Linked DNA regions of Homo sapiens: all the other regions are linked to region 1. Evidence: chromatin contacts called from ENCODE Hi-C or POLR2A ChIA-PET data. All regions are on one chromosome and are shown on one strand. Each heading gives the region's core, a stretch centred on a gene start or an enhancer-like site at or near the end of the contact. The rest is flanking DNA. Distances are from core to core; before and after follow the strand shown. Region 1 overlaps NIN (ninein). Region 2 holds the start of PYGL (glycogen phosphorylase L). Region 3 overlaps MAP4K5 (mitogen-activated protein kinase kinase kinase kinase 5).

What was found. A loop is a pair of places that touch in the nucleus more often than their neighbours do. ChIA-PET counts read pairs that join two places held with the same protein, here RNA polymerase II (POLR2A). Pooled maps may share reads with other maps.
Region 2: a pooled map shows a loop between it and region 1 (5-fold over the local background). The contact joins the promoter of PYGL here to the enhancer-like site in region 1. A Hi-C loop is called at or near these places in 1 of 50 pooled maps. POLR2A ChIA-PET finds 5 or more read pairs at or near these places in 2 of 52 experiments (H1 and OCI-LY7).
Region 3: a pooled map shows a loop between it and region 1 (11-fold over the local background). The contact joins two enhancer-like sites. A Hi-C loop is called at or near these places in 11 of 50 pooled maps. POLR2A ChIA-PET finds 5 or more read pairs at or near these places in 5 of 52 experiments (GM10248, PC-3, activated T-cell and 1 more).

What each region holds. Positions count from the first base shown.
Region 1 is chr14:50,724,791-50,728,720 of GRCh38, reverse strand. It overlaps NIN (ninein), which reads left to right. Exons shown (of 31, transcript NM_020921.4): 30 at 2,655-2,768. Among named protein-coding and RNA genes, the nearest start is that of SAV1, 58 kb to the right of the region's middle. Within about 2 kb of position 2,265, at least 4 of the 41 ENCODE cell types and tissues checked have a DNase peak (open chromatin) inside an H3K27ac peak, as active enhancers do.
Region 2 is chr14:50,942,454-50,946,383 of GRCh38, reverse strand. It overlaps PYGL (glycogen phosphorylase L), which reads left to right and starts at 1,901. Exons shown (of 20, transcript NM_002863.5): 1 at 1,901-2,223. The coding sequence starts at 1,981. LOC124903314 (a long non-coding RNA gene) reads left to right here and starts at 3,794. Exons shown (of 2, transcript XR_007064163.1): 1 at 3,794-3,930. It overlaps LOC400212 (a long non-coding RNA gene), which reads left to right. Exons shown (of 4, transcript NR_170195.1): 4 at 1-94. RefSeq lists a silencer at 1,722-1,881 and an enhancer at 2,550-3,073.
Region 3 is chr14:50,521,992-50,525,921 of GRCh38, reverse strand. The region is part of intron 2 of MAP4K5 (mitogen-activated protein kinase kinase kinase kinase 5); the gene reads left to right. Among named protein-coding and RNA genes, the nearest start is that of MAP4K5, 8.6 kb to the left of the region's middle. Within about 2 kb of position 1,706, at least 2 of the 41 ENCODE cell types and tissues checked have a DNase peak (open chromatin) inside an H3K27ac peak, as active enhancers do.

The sequences.
Region 1 (3,930 bases), core at 1,016-3,515:
CTCTTGCAGCTTGCCTATTTAGTTAATTCAGAACTAGGAATAAAATAAAAAGTCCTTCTTTGTGGAATTCTACATTAATCCTTTCTGGTTTGCATGCGCTTGTGTGTTCAGATACCTTGCCACTCAGTTAATGCTTGACAAGGAATTTCCTATCTCTTATTTGAATCCCCTCAAAGTGGCTTTGCAGTCACATTAGCTCTGGAACTCTACATAGGAACAGTTCTGTTTCTTCTACTATCCATCTATGTTTAATTACGAAGTACTCCTACCACTTGTCAGTTCTAATAAACTTTTCCCTCTACATATGTACCTATGCTGTATTTCTAATAAACTTTAGAAGGTTTTTGTTTTATGAGCTTTAAAATCTGTTTTTGGAAGCTTTATACATACCTCTTCAACTTCCCAGTATTAAAGTTCTTAAATTGTGATGGTAGAGTGTTAGATGCTTTAACTCTCCAGTATATAATTGAACTACAAAACTTTGATCTCAGTTTTTAGTGGACCTTCTAACCAAATGATCCGCCAAGATTCTTCTCATTGCTCTCTTACACCCTATTTTCAAAGCCTGCTGTTTCCAACCCACCCACCAATGTTAAAAAAAATATCCTTTTCCTCCAATTCCTTCAGGATTAGACAAAAACTAAGATTTTTGAAAGAAAAAAAAAATCCTCCAACCAGATGACAGAGTGGACGGCTTATTACTCTCACCAGAATGCTACTGCAGGCTCTCCCATTTCCCGCTGCTGAGCTGACACTAATTTTAAGAATGCAGAATATTGTTAAATCTGCACGTTTCTGTGTGTGGAGTGATGTGATCTCTTCTGCATTTTGTGTTGCTTTGCTTGCCTATGTAGTGTTAATGTGTGTGCTTTTAAAAATTGTTTGCATTGTAGATGTGTGAATTTAGACTCCCCCTAAAAACTCATCCTGACATGAGGGTGAAGTGTACTACTTGCCTTCTTTCTCTAGGCCTTGCTACCGGAGCAGCGAGCAGTGCACGCAGATTCCTACAGAAGGATTGGGCACCTGTGAAAACTGGGCTGCTATTGATGGCATTTCTTACCATGGCAGACAGATGCACACACCCACCCATGCACACACACCACACACAGAGACATAAGCTAAGATATGTTGGAATTAAGTGCTCTTTTAAATTATTTTATTATTTTTACTGTTAAACCTTTGCAGTATTATGTCTCTTATTTATTTATGTAGAAATGACAGATCTTGTGAATCAAATTCACAAACATCAGCTTGTTACAAATCATTTTATTTATACCCTTTAAAGAGTGTGGATTTAAGATTCTTGAAAGGATGTAGTCTATATATTTTCTCATTCCATATGTTGTAACTATTTTTAACCAAAGGTACTACTTTTATATATGGAATTTGAAGAAAACCAGGGGTATTTATACTGTTTTGTATAAGATGTACAAATCTTTTTGACAGGAAATTTTTGATGAAACAATAAAATAAATTTTAAGTATATGACTGCCTTTGTTTTTCCTGTTTTTCCACTCTTTTGCCAACTCTATGTTCTTTGAATTATCTTTTTTTTTGTTTTGCTTTGTTGGGCAAATAGACATCATTTTGTATTTATGTTTGAACTTTAAAAAGCTATTATTTTTTTTTAAATATAGGCCTTTTTAAAAGCTAGATGTCCTCCAGGCCCAATTTTTTGTAACTTACTTCCTGCATTAGACCTTTGCCTATTACAATTTTTATCCTCCGGATAGTTACTACATGATTTAGGGTTTCTTTTATGATTAAGTGTTACTACTTAGTATCTAAACAGATGGTAGCCTTTGACTCATGTTTAGTCATTCTGCATGTCTTTTAAAGTATATCTTAACTACCATCAGCTGTTAATACCTTTATGAAATCTGAAATTCCTTATGGGGACATTTTGGTGGACTGCAGAGGGATGGGGGTTGCATTCTAATAAGTCAATTGCATTCTAATCTCTCTAGGTCTCTCTCCTCTCCAAAACTCACTTACTCCTTAACCCATCACCGTTGTGTGAGAACAGGAGATTTTTCATTTTCAATCTGCTCTGATAGTAAACCCATCCTCCAATCCAGATGTGTGCTTCACATTTACAAGTGGGAAACAGATGACTAGAAAAATTGGCAGGAAGAGGCTATTATGAAGAAAGAAACTTACCACCCTCACAGTCATCAGCCACTTCAAAGGAAAAACAGACATGCATATTGCAAGCTGATTGGTTATGTTAGGAAACCCTGAATATATTCAGTGCTTGTTTTGTTGTTGAGAGGCCCATAACATTGCAGAGACCCAGATCACAGATGGGAGGTTGATAGCGATCTTCCAAGTTACCTTGGATGTCCATTTTACTAGAGGTACTCACAGGTATTAAATTATGGGTTTTCAGAATTTTGCTTTATATCAGGGGGATGATGGTAACACAGGTAAGATTCTTTTGATTTTTCAGTCTGATCCTTTATCTGATAGGGTTACTTTTCTGACATATGCAATCCATGCAGGGCTCAAAACTCTCATTTCATGAGAAATCCATCCTTCCTGTTACAAAGGCAAAACATTTGCTGTCCTTTCTCTAGGCATCTTGTGGGGAAAATAAACCAGTGTTTTCAGTGTGACATGATTTTCGAATAATATACTTTTCTTCCCTTCAGGGAAACCAGGAACAACTGGTAACTGTCATGGAGGAACGAATGATAGAAGTTGAACAGAAACTGAAACTAGTGAAAAGGCTTCTTCAAGAGAAAGTGAATCAGCTCAAAGAACAAGTGAGCCTACCCGGTCATCTCTGTTCACCCACCTCACATTCCAGCTTTAACTCCAGTTTTACATCCCTTTATTGCCATTAACTCGTTAACTTATGTTGTCTAATAAAGGCAAATTCTATTATAAATGTCTGTAAGAACTTAGGATTTGCTATCCCTCATATCACCCCAAAAAATACGAACTCTGTATTTTTTCCAAAGCTCTGTTTAAGGCATGTTTGTCCACAATTTAAAAGTGTAAATCTTTGCTAACATGATTTACATGGACCTAAGATTTTAAAGATCAAAAAAAATCTATTGATTCACATAGACCTAAAGCATGTCCATTCACATGCTTTAGGTCCCTGTGAATCAACAGATTTTTCTCTGCCCAAGACAGGAAATATTCCTATTTAAATTGAAAAATGATATTGGTTAAAAAAATAGGGGGATAATAAATGGAACTTTAGCTTTCCTGTTCCCAACAGCTTATGAAAACCTCAACAAGTATCTTATTGCTACAGCTAGACTCCAAAAAGATGTACTTTGAGTTAGAATCTAGACCCCAGATTCCAGGACCACTTAAACAGCCTGCTCCTTTTCACCTGCTGGTGGCAGATGTGGCCTTGGTGTTTAGAAATTAGTTGCGCATCCACTGAAGAGACAAGCAGAAAGTACTACCCTCTGGGAGAGTGTTATAGCCTCTCTGGAAACTGAGATGAACATGTGGGGTGGGGGGCAGAAAATGCCCAACCTAGTTCTTTAGATACTTAAAAGCTAAGAATAACAACCCCAAGAGAGGGTCTGAATTCAGCTGTAGACAGCAACTTTTGGTTGTCCTGTTTCTTAATACACAGGGAAGAAAAAGTCCCATTCAGTGAGCATTTATCCATTCAGTTCTTTACATATTCAAGCATTCAACACATAGTTACTGTGGGCCAGGTCCTGCCGTGGGCACAGGGATACAACAGTGAACAAAGCCCCTGCCCATATAGAATGCACTTACAAGGTGCCAAGCGTTTGGCCAAATGGTAGGTTCAGAAATAAGTGGGATCCGTCCTGTTTTCAGTAGAGGAGAACACAAGAGAAAGACATATTTGATCCAACCCAGGAGTTTAAAGAAAGCTTCCTGAAGACCTCTGAAGCTGCATCTTGAGAGTTAAGATTTCAACTAGTTAAGAAAGTG
Region 2 (3,930 bases), core at 652-3,151, 220 kb before region 1:
GGACAAGGATTCAGGAAATTTTGTCAGAACTATGAGCTTTGAACTTTCACTTTTATGGTGAGGGTCACATTTGGTCTGAATCAATTAATCCATTACCCGCCCCCCCCCCCCCCCCCACCACCACCATGTGTGAATTCAAAATAATCAACTTGGGTTTATTATAAAAAACAAAATATATTAATATAAGTATACTAAGATTTTTCTAGAAAACTTGGCCGGGCGCGGTGGCTCACGCCTGTAATCCCAGCACTTTGGGAGACCGAGGAGGGCGGATCACAAGGTCAGGAGATCGAGACCATCCTGGCTAACACGGTGAAACCCCATCTGTACTAAAAATACAAAAAATTAGCCGGGCGTGGTGGCGGGCGCCTGTAGTCCCAGCTACTCGGGAGGCTGAGGCGGGAGAATGGCGTGAACCCGGGAGGCGGAGCTTGCAGTGAGCCCAGATCGCGCCACTGCACTCTGCCTGGGTAACAGAGTGAGACCCTGTCTCAAAAAACAACAAACAAATAAACTTAGAAGAATATATGTGACTATTGGCCGGGCGCGGTGGCTCACGCCTGTAATCCCAGCCCTTTGGGAGGCCGAGGCGGGCAGATCACGAGGTCAGGAGATAGAGACCATCCTGGCTAACATGGTGAAACCCTGTCTCTACTAAAAATAAAAAAATAAAAAATAAAAAATGCGAGGTGGCGGGCGCCTGTAGTCCCAGCTATTCAGGAGGCTGAAGCAGGAGAATGGCGTGAACCCGGGAGGCGGAGCTTGCAGTGAGCCGAGATCGCGCCACTGCACTCCAGCCTGGGCAACAGAGTGAGACTCCGTCTCAAAAAAAAAAAAAAAAGAAGAAGAAGAAAGAAAAAGAAAAGAAAAAGGAAAAAGAAAACTTAATTCTGGCAATGGACTGTTTCTAAAATAATATATTAATACTACTTAATGAGGAAGAAAAAACCTCTGACATCCTAAAATGCCAAGTGTTTGCCTTTACCAAGGTTTAAGCACACATAAACACGCATATTCAAATACCACCCAAAGTGGAGGTGCAAAGATCAGCCTGTACCGCACAGTAACACAGACTGGGTTGTTTTTTGTAAAGAAGGCAACTAGTCCAGTGAGTAATCCCTTCATTTTCCACACACATACCCTTCTGTTTTCTCCCTCTCCTCCCCCCACACCCTCCACTGCAGTTAAAACGTAATTCGAAGAAGCCTAAGGTAAAAGCCCCTGCCGCATAATGACCCTAGAGCTTCACCTCACCTACTCTGATTCTTAGTAACCTACCTCTAAGGATGAGAGACAGGGTGCTACGAGCGGGGCGAACTTTGGTCCAGGAGTTAAGAAACCTGAACCCTGGAGTCCTCAAAAAAAATGAATGAAAATAACAGAGGCGCCCTGAGGATCCAAGCTGGGGCGGTGCCAAGGGCTGGCAAGTGAGGTTGGGACAACAGAAGTCAAACGTGCCGTCCTTCCAGATCCCGGCGCTTATGGCGGAAGCCACTCCAGGTGAGAAATCCTAACAGTCATAATGGCATAACAAATAAACATCGGCAAAACAGCAGTCTGCCAACGACGTGCTTCCCTACACAGACGTCCTCCTGTCTCCACACTCTAGAGGGGAGAGGCGGAACAAATGCTGCCTCCGCAGATTTTGGAAATCCGGAAGGGAGCCTCCGAGCCCAGGTCCCGGGCTGGCAGGGGTCTCGCCGGCGCTTGGACCTCGTCTCCCACCCCCGAGCCCACTGCGGCCCCAGAGCCTCGGGAGGGGCCGGGCACTTCCTCTGCCCTCCGGCCTGGGGCAGGGGCCGGGACGCGGTGGGAGTGCAGCGGGGACGGCACCGCCCGAGGGGGCGGGCCCCAAACTTTCGTGCGCGTTGAAAGCTGCTGGCGCGGCGGGGCGGACTCCACCCCTGCCCGGCAGCCCAGCGCCTCCGGCCGCACTTCCAGCTCTCTGCGCAGCCCGCCGCGCAGCCCGCCGCCCCAGCCATGGCGAAGCCCCTGACGGACCAGGAGAAGCGGCGGCAGATCAGCATCCGCGGCATCGTGGGCGTGGAGAACGTGGCAGAGCTGAAGAAGAGTTTCAACCGGCACCTGCACTTCACGCTGGTCAAGGACCGCAACGTGGCCACCACCCGCGACTACTACTTCGCGCTGGCGCACACGGTGCGCGACCACCTGGTGGGGCGCTGGATCCGCACGCAGCAGCACTACTACGACAAGTGCCCCAAGGTAACCGGGGGCGGGACGGCGGGCCGGGGTCCAGCCCGGAGTCGGAGTCTCCGGCCGCGGCCGGGCGGGACGAGGTGGAGAACCCCTCAGAGTGGTCCCTTGCACCCGGTCCTTGCCCCGAAGTCCAGAGGAGACGTGTCTAGGCTGTGGGCGGGCAGCCTGGGGGACAGATTAGGCCTCCCAACAGACGCCGAACTCATGTCTCCGAGGTGCCACCCGCCAGTGTCCCGCCCAAACCACTGTGCCGTCCGCCCCTGGAAACCGCCAGGTGGGCAAAAGCCCAGGCCCCTCTCGCCTGTCCACTTCACAAACTTTTTTGGAACTTTGACTCTCAGCATTTAATCAAGAGGTGACGGGGGCCTCTTGTCCTGTATGCCGGACACTATTCTCTGCCCTGGACACTCAGCCCTAAACAAAAGGGACAAAAATCTTGCCTTGCTGGAGCTTGGTATTTTGGGAGGGGAGACAAACGCCGAGCTGGGAAAAGGTCGTAAGTCTCAGGCCTCTGGGAGTGGCTAAGTGTGGTGCAGAGGAGGGGCAGGGTCCCGCTCCAAGCGTAGAGCGCCGCCCACCCATTCTCCTGAGTGGGTGTAGCTCCTGGAATTCCGTGAGTCTTTCGCAAAGGCGGCCCAGGGCCAGGCAATGCCCTGGACTCGTCCTCCCCGAAGACACACACTCCCCCGACCCTTAGCCCTTCCACACCCGAGGCCTGCCCCCAGAGCTGCTGAGGAAGGCTGGTCAGGGACCACCTCCATCCACGGCGTGGGGGCGGGAGCAGAGACCTCCTTAGGGTGATTTTGGACCTACAGAGGGACAATATCTCTGCCTGACAGTTTGCGAAGAGGGCGAGAGGCAGTGGGGAAGGACTGGGGAGGACATGGCAGGGAGAGGGATTGTGTGCAGGCTGGAGTGAGGGCGGGTGTGAGTCTGTATTGGGAGAGGAAACTGGAGAAGCCAGGTAGAGACATATTGGAAAGAATAAAAGATTGGGATACATCCCAGGGGCAGTGGGAAATATATATAAACATTTATTAGAACTTTTTAATTATGTAAAGGTGTGAAGAAAAAAAAATGGTCTATAATCCCAGTGCCCAAGAAACCCCATAGGAATTTTTAAGAAAGGAAATGAATGTAAATTCTCATAGTAAGAAATTGCAACTGTAACAGTTTTCAAATGGAAAGTAACTCTTCTTCACCCCAAAGACCTAGGCCTCCACCAAGGTAGCAACTGCTAAAATGTATCCTTAAAAATTTAAATGCACCTTAGAAAACACTTTATGTATACATATATTTACTGTTTTGTTGTTTTGTTTTGTTTTGTTTTGTTTTGTTTTGTTTGAGACAGAGTCTCACTCTCGCCCAGGCTGAATGAAGTGCAGCGGCGCCATCTTGGCTCACTGCATCCTTCGCCTCCAGGGTTGAAGCGATTCTCCTGCCTCAGACTCTCGAGTAGCTGGGACTACAGGCTCCTACCACTACACCTGGCTAAGTTTGTATTTTTAGTAGAGACAAGGTTTCACCATGTTGGCCAGGCTGCTCTCAAACTCCTGGCCTCAAATGATCCTCCTTCCTTGGCCTCCCAAAGTGCTGGGATTACAGGTGTGAGCCACCACACTCGGCCACTATCTTTTAAAAATTTATTTACACAAAGGGAATGCTACTAAGTACACCATACTGCGCCTCTCATTAAAAATTATTTTTAACAAT
Region 3 (3,930 bases), core at 457-2,956, 200 kb after region 1:
CAGGAAACACCAGCTAATGGACTCCATGTGTCATATCAAAGAATTTGGACCTTTTCAATTATTTATTTTTATTTTTTTGAGACAGGGTCTTACTTTTTCACTTAGGCTGCAGTGTAGTGGCATGATCTCAGCTCACTAGACCCTCCGCCTCCCAGGCTCAAGTGATCCTCCCACTTCAGCCTCCTGAGTAGCTGGGACTGGCACACACTGCCATGCCCAGTTAATTTCTGTATTTTATTTTATTTTTTTGTAAAGGTGGGGTTTCGCCATGTTGCCCAGGCTGGTCTTGAACTCGGAGGCTCAAGCAATCCATCCACCTCTGCCTCCCAAAGTGCTGGGATTTTAGGGTGTGAGTACACTGTGCCCGGACTAGAGAAACACTTTTTAGGAGGAAATATCTTACAGTGTAGTGTAAGGATTTTACAAAGTGGCTAGAAATGTAGAGACCAGTTCCCGAATAATCCGGATGAGAGTTTATGCAAGACTAAATTTAGGCCCTGGTATAGAAGATGAAAGGAAGGGATGGATTTGAGTCATATTTAGAAGATGATCAAAAACACCTGGTAATCGGTGAGGGGCAGGAGGAGAAGGGTAATTGATGGCATTTAGAATTTCTGGCTTGAGTGACTACATTGATGCTATCAACAGAGTTAGGAAATACCAAATATGTGGAGTCTGGATTTTGTGTTTGGTTTTGAACATAAGGCATTGCATAGGTGAATGTGTCTGGTAGGTGGTAGGAAATGCACCTCTGGCCTTGAGAGTTCTGGACTGGGGATACAGGTTTGGGAGTCATCATCACTTTATGGGGTGGTACCTGTGAAATATAGGTGAGGTCACCCAGGAGAGTTTGTAGGAGAGCTGAGGAAAGGCTGTAGCCTTAGAGGGGTGGCAGAGAAAAATAATATATTGAAGGTGTCTGAGAAGAAACAAAGCGGTATGAGGAAGTTCTTTTCATAGGAACGAAAAGTTTCAAGAGATGATCTCTATCATCAGCTGCCTCCATTCTTGTTCCTGTTTGCTCTAACTGCAATGAGGAAGATGAATTCATTCTCCAAAAAATATAAATCTGAAGTTTTGTGTCATTTCTCCTTTATTTCCTTTGTCTGTAGAATAAAGTCTTAGAATAATATTCCTGTTAAGGCCCTGCTTATCCCAATACCGTATCCATACTGAACTTTCAGTTCTTTATATGCACTCTACTCTCTGTCTTTCAGATTTTTGCAGGTATTCCTTTAGAACACTCTTTCTCTTCCATCTTATCGCCTACTCTTTGGGTTTCTGTTTAAACATTACATTTCTCGGTGGGGGGGCTTTTCTGTCCCTTAGAGTAGGTCACACCTAGCAGCTGTATGTTTTCAAAGCTCCATGTACATTTTTTATCATGATACTCATCATTTATCACTTCTCATTTTTGCTTGTCTTCCTGGTAGACTAAAACTGCATGAGAACAGAGATCTTATGTTTACTGTTGAAACACCTGTACTAGTATATTGCCTAGTATATAGTATGTGGTCAATAAATATGCCTTGAAGGAGTAAGCAGCATAGTGGTCATGTAAGCAAGGAGTTGGAAGGGTTCATTAAGAGTAGAGTTGAGGTATGATTGGTAAGTGAGGAAGTAGAGGGAATGTAGCCTGCTCTCTGAAGCAGCTTAGCTATGACAGGAAAGAGAAATGAGGCACACAAATGTTTCTTCTTGTTTCAGGGTTTTACTTTCATCAAGACTGAGTGATTACAGCATTCAGTTACCATTCTTTAAGTTTGTCGTATCACCCAAGTGTCTAAGACGATTGCTGAGTTTAGAGATGGAATTCTACAGAGAAGGAAATCAAGACAAAGAATTTGGGAGGAATTGAGAATTCAGAAAGCAGATAAAAGGAAAAAACATAGGATGGATTTTTAGGGACTAGAGTAGGGGATAAATGTAAAAACCTCCCTCCCTTTCTGATCTGGAGCCTTGTTTGTTTATTTCCAGTCCTAGTTGTTCCACTGCGAGCATGGTTAGAGTGAGGCATGTTAATGAATGGGAGCTGGGATGGAGAACTGGGAGGACAGGATGCAAAGGAGTATTTAACATTCAACAAATACTTATAGAAGGCCTCCTATGGGGCAGACACTGTTGTGGTGCCTTGTGATACATCTAGTGAACAAAGCGGACAAAGATTCCTCCCCTCATGGAACTCAAATTTTAGTGGGGGGAGAGAGACAACAAACATAATAAACACATTGTATAATACGTTACAAGGAGATTAAAGGTATAGAAAGAAGAAAAGGTTGAATGGTTAAGGAGGATCAGGAATGCCTGAATGGAGTGAAGAAGGCAGGTTGGGGAATTATATAAGGATGGTCAGGGTAGGCCTCATTGAAAAGGTTAGATTTGAACAGACTTGAAGGGCATTAGGGAGTTAACCAAGTGGATAACTGGGTAATCAAAGGAAGTCTTAAATCTCTTTCTTATTGAGTCACCGGAACCTGTGTCTGTAGCTGAATTCTAAGCTTAGGGGCAGGCATATTATCTAAGACACAAGCATGGCCATCACCATGCCTTATTGACTGGTGCAGGACCACAGGTCATTGTGATTTTTATTTATTTATGATTTTTTTTTTTGAGACAGAGTTTCGCTCTTGTTGCCCAGGCTGGAGTGCAATGGTGTGATCTCAGCTCACCGCAACCTCCACCTCCCAGGTTCAAGCGATTCTCCTGCCTCAGCCTCCCTAGTAGCTGGGATTACAGGCATGGGCCACCACGCCCGGCTAATTTTGTATTTTTAGTAGAGATGGGATGTCTCCATGTTGGTCAGGCTGGTCTCGAACTCCCGACCTCAGGTGATCCACCCGCCTCAGCCTCCCAAAGTGCTGGGATTACAGGTGTGAGCCACTGCGCCCAGCCCATTGTGATTTTTAATTAAGTTCAGCAGTTGGTTGTAGGTTACCAAGTCTTATGTTATTTTTTTAAGCATGAATTTGTAAGCAAAGAAAATGTAGCTGTTTCTTATGTCTTCTCTCCACCAGTATACTTTGATCTTTAAATATTAAGAGTCTAGTCCAATGCCTAAAAATCTGAAGGTAATAAAAAATAGATGTATGTGATGTTATTTCTCTGACATTTGATATCAAAACATCACCTACTTTCTTATTTTTTGATAGTAACACAGCTGAACTATATGAATATACTGTCCTTTTTGTGTCCTGTGTCTGACATTATGAGAGACTCTTGGTTTTCATATTTGAGTGAGAGAGTGAATAACTTGGAAAAATAGCTTAACAGTAGAAAATAAGAGAGGAAGGATTGTCCTTCAAAAACTTTAAATTATATTTCTTATTAAATAAATGTTATGTTAAATGTTGTATAAGGTCACTGCGAAAATAAAACATGTTTTATTGGGATGATGTGCTACTGTTGTGGATATTTACTATTTTAAAAGTCATCTGGGTAAAATCTTATTATTTATTTTTCTTACTGTTCAGAGGTAGGCTTATTTTGTGACTGCCTAAAGAGAAAATATGGTTCTAATGATGAATGTGAAGCTCTGAACCATACCTGGGAGCAAAATACATGTTATGAAAACTGTAAAAGAAGTAAAAAGTACTTTCAACTTGGTGAAGATAGACATAAAACAGTGCCGTCACTAGTGCAAGTATAGCAATGCATCACTAGTGTAGTCCCCAGATTGACTTGTGGATACAGCTGCAACCTTGGGCTTATTCATCTAGTATTCTAGTTCTTTGTTTACATAGGTTTAGCATTTTCACTTTGATCTTCATTTCCAGTGTATTTTATGAAGACAAATGGGATAGAATACAGATTGACTTAGATTTCTTTTTTTAGTTTTGCTTTCAAAATTTAAAAGGGTTTCACTTGTAAACTAACATTGTGGTTTCAGACCAAGAACACAGAAAGAAAAACATGAACTCTATTAACAAGCAA